Regions from separate parts of the Homo sapiens genome. Here region 2 is linked to region 1. The links are chromatin contacts, found by Hi-C or POLR2A ChIA-PET in ENCODE. All regions are on one chromosome and are shown on one strand. Each heading gives the region's core, a stretch centred on a gene start or an enhancer-like site at or near the end of the contact. The rest is flanking DNA. Distances are from core to core; before and after follow the strand shown. Region 1 overlaps DPF3 (double PHD fingers 3). Region 2 overlaps DPF3 (double PHD fingers 3).

Region 1 (4,739 bases), core at 1,116-3,615:
CTTTTCCTGGGGAGATGGTCCGGGGGAGGCCCCTTGCTGGCACCAGGCCCCTGCCCAAGTCTTTGTGTTGTAGAATTGTGATGTCTACATCATGAAACACCTTGCATTCGCCTCTGTGGCCAAGTGCAAGCTGCAGAGAACACTGAACTCAATTGTCAGTCACTGGGGAGAAATAATGTTGTGTGTGTTGTCCTTCAGATGCCCAGGCAAGTAGGAGGTTGCAAGATGTTTATTCAAGACTGACTAGAGGGGTGACATTTGGCAGGAGAAACACATAGGTCCAGGGACACTGAGAACACTTGCAAATTCCAAAGAGTTCTTCCCAGATCTCAGGCCCTTCCTATCCCCATGCAGACAGATTTTTATTTTCAGCAAATAATAAAGAAACAGAAGAGGGATGGTGCATTTACCACACTGAAGGGGTGAGGACAGCAGGACTGGGAGTCACTCCAGGAGGGAATAATTTCACCCAGGAACAAATGACTCGATGTCAGCCAAGACCCAGCTCCCCACTTTTTTTGAGCCAGGGCCTCCCTCTGTCACCCAGGCTGGAGGGCAGTGGTGCAATCATGGCTCACTGCAGCCACAACCTCGCGGACTTCATTGATCCTCCTACCTCAGCCTCCCTAGTAGTGTCACCCTACAGGTGCCCACCACCACACCTGGCTAATTTTTGTATTTTTTGTAGAGACAGGTTCTTGCCATGTCACCCAGGCCCAGCTCCCCACTTTCCAGCCTGAAAGGTCCACTCATCCCACATGAGCAAAGTGCTTCGGGGGACTGAATCAGAAAAGGATGGTTCTGTGGCACTGTCCTCAGATCTTCTCCAACAGCCCTCAAGATTCTTGAACGTGCACCCCCCACTCTTTGCCCTGACCTGGTTTCCTGACACAGCTCCGCAGACCTGAGCTCAGAGAAAACTCTGACCCTCGTTACCCCTGGACTTCGTTGCTGAAACCTGCCCATCACTGCTGGACTCAGGCAGGGACAGAAAGGAATACAGGAGGGACAAGCTGAATGTTGGCATAAATTTTTTGTGACATCTCCTCACTGTCCATAGGAGAGTCTGACGTGGAAAGAAACTCATGCCTTGAGACAATTCTGCTCCAGGCCAGTGGCCCCTCAGTCTCTTGAAGAGCAGGCAGACTATTCTCCCTCTTCCCGGAGGAGATGAGGACATGTCAGGGTGTGCTGACGGCAGAACCCAGGTGGGCTTCAACAGTACTAGGCAAAACTAGATTCCTGAGCATCCTCTGTCAAGGGGAGGTCACACCAGGAGGCTGGGAGGGAAGATGAGGAAAAGACAGGCATCCTCAGGGGGTGGGTGTGGAGGGGCACCATGGGTGGGTGGGTTGGTTGGTTGGGTTCTTTCCAACATAACTCAGCCTTCCAGTTTCCATAAATTTAAAGAGATGCAACCCAGGATGGACAAATTATCGTTCTTCAGCAAGTTTTGCCCAGAGGATTATATACAATGTTGTACAATTTGCTTTTTGTTGTGCAATTTGTTTTTTTTCGCCACTTAGCAATATATCTTTAACATCTCTCCATATTTTTTTTACTCATTCTTTTAAAGGACAAAATAATATTCCATTCATAGAATATACAAGTACTATATATTTAACTAGTCCTCATCAATGGATCTTCTGGAAGTTTCCATTCTTTGTTGTTATTACAAACCATGCCACAATAAAAAATATATACCCAATATATATTATATGCATATATTCATTTATAGAATAAGTTCCTAGCAATAGAATGTCTAGGTCAAAGAGCATGTGTGTTTTAAATACTGGTAGGTACTATTCATTGTACCTCAAAAAGGTCATACCAATTCCGTTGCAATGTGTAAAAAAGAGCCTCTCCCTCCATCTCCATCTCTGTTTCCCTCACCTGCTCCCCTCTCCTTGGGAAGGTCAGCCTCAGTCCACCCAGCTAATGATCCTCACCTCCTAGGAATTTGCAGCAAATTCTCCAGAGACTCTGGCCAATGACTCTATCCTGAGTCACGCGCGAAGTATCAGCCAAAAAACTGAGCTCTCCTTGAGCCCAAATCAAATGGAATAAAAATAAGAGATAGTTATTTTAAAATACTGTCCGAGTTAGCCCTGTTAACCCTCCTGAGGGAGGACATACCCCCAAAAAAGGGAGGAGTCCTCTCAAGTGGAAACTGCATTTTATGAATGATGAGGGCAGAGCCTCTGGAAGTTGGGCAGGTTGTGCCCTCAAAGGGACCCCCACCAGGTGCACAGAAGAGGGGCTGAGATCTAGCTCGTGCTCTACTAACCCACCAGAAAGGGCATCATACGTTTTGTAAACGTCCACCCCCCAGGGGGCACCACCCTCCACTTTTGCACAAACAAAACCATATGTGCTAGTCAAGGCCCTGGATGAAGTCACTCTTCTGAAATTTTGGCCTGTGCAAAAAATTCAAATGCAAACTTGCATCACCTCTGGGAAGACAGTGGGTACATTTCTTTGGCTGCGCTGTTTCTCATTCTCTAGATGGGCCCTGGCTGCTTGGAGGTACCAGGCTGAGGCTCGTTACCACTGACTCCAGGGCACTCCGACGGCCTCTTCATTCACCACCCGCAGCTGCAGGCTGGCATGGTGGTACATTCTGGGAGCCAGGTGCAGCCCCGGCTGTTCAGACTCAGAAGAGGATTGGGAAATGACAAGCATCTGCCCTAGGGTTTGTGGGGGTTGTTTCTGTGTTTTTAGCAGGCCTAGTAGTAGGTCTGTTTACCCAAAGAGGGGAACAAGTTCCTCTGAGAAGGTGCTCTGCCATGTGACAGTCACGCATTCCAGCCCCGGCTGTTCATTGCTTCTCAGCATCTGGGGGCTGGTGTGGAGGAATAAGCCTGCCTTGGGGGAACCCAACTTTTCCCCCGAGGGCGGATAATTGCAAAGGCCAGCACCTGTCTCTGCAGATGGGGTCCTTCCCCGGGACCCTGCCCATCCCTGGGGTGGACTTTCACCACTGGAAACCTGGTCTAGCCACTTCTGCCTCATGCTTGGGCAGAGGCTGAAGAAGCCTCTCAAATGATCACAGATACAAGACGCCATGTGCAGGTGGGGACTTGGCTATGGCAAACCGCTAGCCCTAGGTTCTTCCTTTCCCTTCCCCTCACATGTTACGGCAGGCCCGACAACGGGGCATGGCCAAAGCAGGCTGTGAACTCAGCTGCTCCACGTTCACCCACAGGCCAGGCATAAACACTGGCAGGCCCGTGTGCCCAAAGTAAATGTTTTTAGGCAGAAGGCACAAACACTCAAGAAATAGCTGCCTGCCTCAGTCCCACCAACATGGGCTCCTCAGATACATGAGCAGCACAACAAATTCTTCTTGGCTCTGTCCACAGTCTGATTTCTCTCACCTCTAAAATGGGCTCACAACCCTCTTACCTCTTCCTTCCCTCTCTACCTTCCAGGGCTATGGTAGGGACCAAGGAGCTGACATGAAAGAAAATGCTGCATGAACTACAGCATGCTCTTCGGACTCTGGTTATGATGATGATGATTAACCAGAGTGTCCCATCCCCTGGGTGGCAGCAATTGGTTGTGGGGGGGTAATAACCCCAGCCAGCTAATCTGTCCTTCCTAGGTCTTCTCTGCCACAGCTGTTGAGGGTGACTGCCTTTCTGCTGGGTGTGGTATGTGCTGAGACTGGAGCTGCTGGCAGCCCCCTCACTTACCCTATGAGGAGAAGAGAGTGTTAAAGGTACAGAGAGACTGGCTGGGTGTGATGGCTGATCCCTATAATCCCAGCATTTTGGGAGGCCCGAGGCAGGAGGATTGCTTGAGGCCAGGAGTTTGCAACCAGGCTGGGCAACATAGTGAGACCCCCGTCTCTACAAAAAAAAAAAAAAAAATAGCTAGGTGATATGGTTTGGCTCTGTGTCCCCATCCAAATCTCATCTTGTAGCTCCCATAATTCCCACGTGGGAGGGACCCAGTGGGAGATGATCAAATCATGGGGGAGGGTCTTTCCCATGCTGTTCTTATGATAGTGAATGGGTCTCACGAGATCTGATGGTTTTAAAAACAAGAATTTCTCTGCACAAGCTCTCTCTTTGACTCCTGCCATCCATGTAAGATGTGGCTTGCTCCTCTTTGTCTCCCCAGCCATGTGGAACTGTAAGTCCAATAAACCAGTTTCTTTTGTAAATTGCCCAGTCTCAAGTATGTGTTTATCAGCAGTGTGAAAACAGACTAATGCAGTAAATTGGTACCAGTAGAGTGGGGCATTGCTGAAAAGATACCCGAAAATATGGAAGCAACTTTGCAACTGGGTAACAGGCAGAGGTTGGAAAAGTTTGGACGGCTCAGAAGAAGACAGCGAAATGTGGGAAAGTTTGGAACTTCCTAGAGACTTGTTGAATGACTTTGCCCCAAATGCTGATAGTGATATGGACAATAAAGTCCAGGTTAGGGTGGTCCCAGATGGAGATGAAAAATTTGTTGGGAACTAGAGCAAAGGTGACTCTTGTTACATTTTACCAAAGAGAATGGGGGCATTTTGCCCCTGCCCTAGAGATTTGTGGAATGTTGAACTTGAGAGAGATGATTTAGGGTATCTGGTGGAAAAAATTTCTAAGCAGCAAAGCATTCAAGAAGTGACTTGGGTGCTGTTAAAGGCATTCAGTTTTATAAGGGAAGCAGAGCATAACAGTTTGGAAAATTTGCAGCCTGACAATGAAATAGAAAAAAAAAATCCATTTTCTGAGGAGAAATTCAAG
Region 2 (4,739 bases), core at 1,597-4,096, 55 kb after region 1:
GGATGCAGCCAGATCCCTTTCCCTTTCCAGAGACTTCTGCCCAGTATGGGAAGTCAGAAGCTCCACACTCCAAGTATGGCTCTTCCACAACCTCAGTTCCTGCCTTGGGCCAAGTCTTGAGATCAGTGTAGCTGAGCTCCGAGCCCAGGTCTGGCACTGCTAAATGGAAATCCTTCATCTTGGCAACTCCTTCCACAATGGCAGAACCAGGTTGGAAGTTCACAAGGTGCTCCAGGCATATCAGGGCTTACTGCCCTCTCCTAAAGCTCCCGAAACCTTTGGAAGTCACAGTTCTGGAGTAAACATCAGGTGTCCTCATACCCAAGCATCTCAGGAGTGTGCAGGAGGCAGCAGAAGGTAGCCTGTGTCCTGAGGCAGTGCATTCTCCCCATCCCATGAATGATGGGGCTGGACAGAAGACATCAGGGACAGCAACTCAAACCACTGGGCAGGTGGGGCTGAATGGATGGGCAACACTGGCCGTGCTCAGGGCTCTGGGTCTTCCTTGACAGTGCAATTGTAATACCTCCATCCTTCCATCAACCCATCCTCCCTATGGTGGACATAGGTTGTCTGCCTGCCCAGATACCATTCTACCTCCTTCTAGTAACAATACCTCCATTTTCTACCTCTCCCTCACTATCAGTTGTGTAAAATCAACCCCACTCTACCCTCCAACTTCAGAGACAGGCTTGTGACTAGGCCTGGCCAATAAGAAAACCGGCCATGTTCTAGCCAGCCATGGTGACTCACACCTATAATCCTAGCACTTTGGGAGGCTGAGGAAGGAGGATTATTTGAGGCCAGGAGTTCAAGACCAGCCTGGGTAACATAGTGAGACCTTGTCTCTACAAAAATTGGCCAGGCATGGTGATGCACACCTGTAGTCCCAGCTACTCTAGAGGCTGAGGTAAGAGGATCGCTTGAGCCCAGTGAGCCACGATTGCACCACAGCACTCCAACCTGGGCAACAGAGCAAGATCATATATGTATATATATATATATGAGAAAGAGACCCACATCCCTTAGTGATCCGTTCAAGAGTGATCAGTTCAAGGGTGAAAATGTGGTCTGAGGCAGGCAAATTAGAGTCAATCCTGGAACTTCTGGGGGAAAGAGGCACTTTCTTTCTCTTAGTATGGAAAGGCAGATAACAATATATACCTGAAGCAGCTGGGAGCCACCCATCAAGCAGGCCTGTTTACAAAGGATGCCAATGTAAAGAAAAGTGGAGTTTAGAGATGAAGGAGAGATGGAGGGAGTCAAGAGGACCTTGCTGAGCCCCTAGACCGAGTCACGAGTGAAGAAGATACACTCACGAGCTGTTAGTTACATGAGCCCACACATTCCTCTGTGTGCTTAAGCACTATGAGTTGAGTTTCTTGCCATTTGCAACCTTAAAAAGCCCTGCCTGATGCACATCCCACCATTTGATGTTACCAACAGACTCTAATAAGGCTGAGGAAGAACCCAGGGGCCCCATCCAAATACCTCTAGGCTGCTTGAACTCAAATGCTTTTGAAATAAGGATGGTTCACTGTGGCTGTCAGATGCCACACATCAAACCTGAAAGGAAATTCTAGCCAGGGAATGCTACAGATGGCAGCTCACCACGGCCCCCACCACTCCTTATTGTCTTTGTCAAGCCCATTTCCTCATTTACTTTACCTGCCTGGTCCCTTTAAATACATAAGTTTACCATCCCTTATTAGATGGATAAATAGATAAATGGATGGATGGATGGATGGATGGATGGATGGATGGATGGATGGACGGACACATGGATGGATGCATGGATGCATGGATGGATGGATGGACACATGGATGCATGGATGCTTGGATGGATGGATGGATGCATGGATGGATGGATGGTTGCATGGATGGATGGATGCACAGATGGATGTATGGATGCATGGATGCATGCATGCATGGATGGATGGATGTGTGCATGAATGAATGCATGCATGCACAGATGGATGCATGGATGCACAGATGGATGCATGGATGGATGCATGGATGAACGGATGCATGGATGGATGCATGAATGGACGGATGCATGGAGGAATGGATGGATGGATAGATGCATGGGTGGATGCATGGATGGGTGCATGGGTGGATGCATGAGTGGATGCATGGGTGGATGCAGGGATGGATGCATAGATGGATAGGCAGACAAGCAAGCAGTTATGTAGTTGCAAGTTGAACCTACACACAAATAGGCATGATACAACTAAAGAATTAAAACGGCAGCCCACTGCAGTCAGGGGGCCATCTGACAATATAGGAAAGGAGATAACTATAGGCTTACTTCTGTATGGTTTTGGGTGTCTGGAATAACGGGAGATGACTCTCTGGGTAGCACTCACCCTGTAGTTGTGCTCCTCCCTCTCAAGCCACAGTGGTTAACACCACCTTACCAATAGTGCAGTACAAAGAGAAGCCAGTCCTGGCATTCACAGGTAGCTGTGAAAAGCTGGCCCTAAAAGGCAGTCTCGCTCAATCCCCAGCATCTACTTGGATCTGGGCAGGCAGCCACAGAAACAGAAGAAGCTACAGAGGATGCAGGCACTGGGTTTTGGTGTCTGGACATGGAAGAATTGCAGGCCAATATCCACAAATGTATCCGTGAGGCTCTGGTCTTGAAACAAGGATGTGAGGACCCCAGGATGGCTGGTGAGGGACACTAAGTGGCTCAAAGAACTGAGAAAAAAATAAAAACATAGCAGCAATAGAGACCAGAGTCCGAGCCAGGACAAGGCCTGTCCCTCAGCCACCTGGCTGAAGGCATCATCATGACCTCAAGGAGGTAACTGGTGAGTCATACAGAACCACACTGTGCACTCTTCACCATGGTTTATATGCTCACAGTTCAGGCAATTGCTTAGAAAACTGCATATCGTTCATGCCCCTATGAATCACTTTCCTCCTTTTGTTGTCTTTGTGAAGTCATCACAAAGTTCTGAGTGGAAGAATTCTTCCAGGGACTGCCAAGGAGTGACACTGTAGCCAGGTGGGTTCAGCTCTCACTTTGCTCAGGATATGGGTGTCCAGTGGCGACAGATCAGGAAAATAGCCCCATACTAAATGGTGCCTGGACAAGGCCCATACACACTTGGATATGCTGTCCTGAACACAAGGCACAAGACACAACACGGGAGGACCTTTCATCTCATGTCTCTTACAGCCAGGGACTGAAGGTGTAGGACAGTAGGAGAAAATAGAGTTTCACATAAAACACCCCAAGGACATCAAAGAAGGCTAGCTGCCAAGAGGTAGGAAGAACTAGATTCTTAGGGACTTATCCTTGGGGATTGATACCACCCCTGCCAGGCATCCACCTTTGGGGTGACTCAGAGCCAAGAAAACAAAGGCATGGGATAAGCCATGGAAAACAAATTCCTGCTGAGTAGCAAAGAGAGTGGCACCAACAAGTGGCACCATGTGAGTGACAAGAGCAAGCAAATGCTCACACAGGGACAGCTGGGTGTGCAGGGCCATCACAGCTCCCCCTACCCCCACCACCTGAACACTACGAGACAAATGGGACTCCTGGTTTCTGCCCTCAACATGCTTATATTTGAGAGAGGCCACAGGACCAGCGAGTGCAGAGTCATGGCGAACTGTACACAACCTGGAGTCAGGAGACCCATGTTCTCACCCTGTTCTGTTGCCTCGGGGGCCCTGAAGCCCATCGCTAAGTGTTTTGGGCTCCAGTTTGCTCATCTGTCAAGAGAGAACCCTTCACACAGCTCCTAAGTGCTGTGAGTCCCTGTCTCTCAGACTGGCTAATCTCCAAGGGCCTGCCAGGTCCCACATGCATGCTCTTGAGAGTCACATAGATATCAAAGCTCAAAATTAGCTCCTGGGAGTGGGAGCAAAGCTTCTGAGCCCCCAGCCCCTCCTGTGAGCACATACCTCAAGGCACATGCCCCCAACAGCCCAGAACTGACACATTTTTGATAGTTCCTGAGTACATGGATTTCCAGCCCTGGAAATGTTTGTTTTAACTTACCAGGAGAAAAGAATTTGGATTCTTTTTTAAATATACACAAAGGGAATACATTTGTATATTTTCAGATACAAAGTGGATGGGAAGCAAGGCTAAAGACTGTTCTTTTCCCTTAGCTCATGTGAGTGCTATTCCTCACGGTGAATTCTCCAAAGACCATGAATGGCAGAGATCTTTGATCTCCCTTCTAGCCTGTCTCGATGTGATAGCCTGGACATGGGCAGCTATCACGCCACCCTTCAGAACCTCAGCACTTCAATGACCACATCCTGCCATCATCACCCCCATGGAGGTCCAGGGCCCCTGCCCCACTGCCTACCTCTCCACCTGTGCCCACCTCTCCACCTACCCGCCCCTTGTCACATTGACAGATAAAATACAGGACTCCCAGTTAAATGCAAGTGTCAGATGGAGAACAAATAATATTTTAGTATAACATGTGCCTTCCTAGGCAGCACAACTGAAGCAGGCCCCTTCCAAGGATAGAAAAGTCCTCCTCTCTTCCTAAGTTTGTGTCCATAGAATCTCATCCAGTGGCCTTTCTGTCCCCTGGCTTCAAATGAAACCTGCCACTGCCTCTCTCTCAGGGTGAAGTGTGAAGACCGTGGCTTCCAAGGCCAATAGGCATGGAGGTAGTCATCCCATTCAGACGCCAATGGTTCTTAGTCAAAAAAGCTGCTTATGGCTGGAGTCAAAAACATGTCTAAGCGTGACTATCAGCCCCAGTGCA

What was found. Hi-C counts contacts between places; a loop is a spot of excess contacts on that map. ChIA-PET counts read pairs that join two places held with the same protein, here RNA polymerase II (POLR2A). Pooled maps may share reads with other maps.
Region 2: a loop to region 1 is called in a map of PC-3, with 5 times the contacts of the local background. The contact joins two enhancer-like sites. A Hi-C loop is called at or near these places in 4 of 168 maps with a recorded cell type or tissue (PC-3, ascending aorta, mesothelial cell of epicardium and 1 more) and 4 of 50 pooled maps. POLR2A ChIA-PET finds 5 or more read pairs at or near these places in 2 of 52 experiments (A673 and WTC11).

The regions. Positions count from the first base shown.
Region 1 is chr14:72,743,771-72,748,509 of GRCh38, forward strand. All of the region lies in intron 3 of DPF3 (double PHD fingers 3), which reads right to left. Among named protein-coding and RNA genes, the nearest start is that of DPF3, 150 kb to the right of the region's middle. Within about 2 kb of position 2,366, at least 5 of the 41 ENCODE cell types and tissues checked have a DNase peak (open chromatin) inside an H3K27ac peak, as active enhancers do; they include PC-3, where a contact is called at or near this core.
Region 2 is chr14:72,798,650-72,803,388 of GRCh38, forward strand. The region is part of intron 1 of DPF3 (double PHD fingers 3); the gene reads right to left. Among named protein-coding and RNA genes, the nearest start is that of DPF3, 93 kb to the right of the region's middle. Within about 2 kb of position 2,847, at least 6 of the 41 ENCODE cell types and tissues checked have a DNase peak (open chromatin) inside an H3K27ac peak, as active enhancers do; they include PC-3, where a contact is called at or near this core.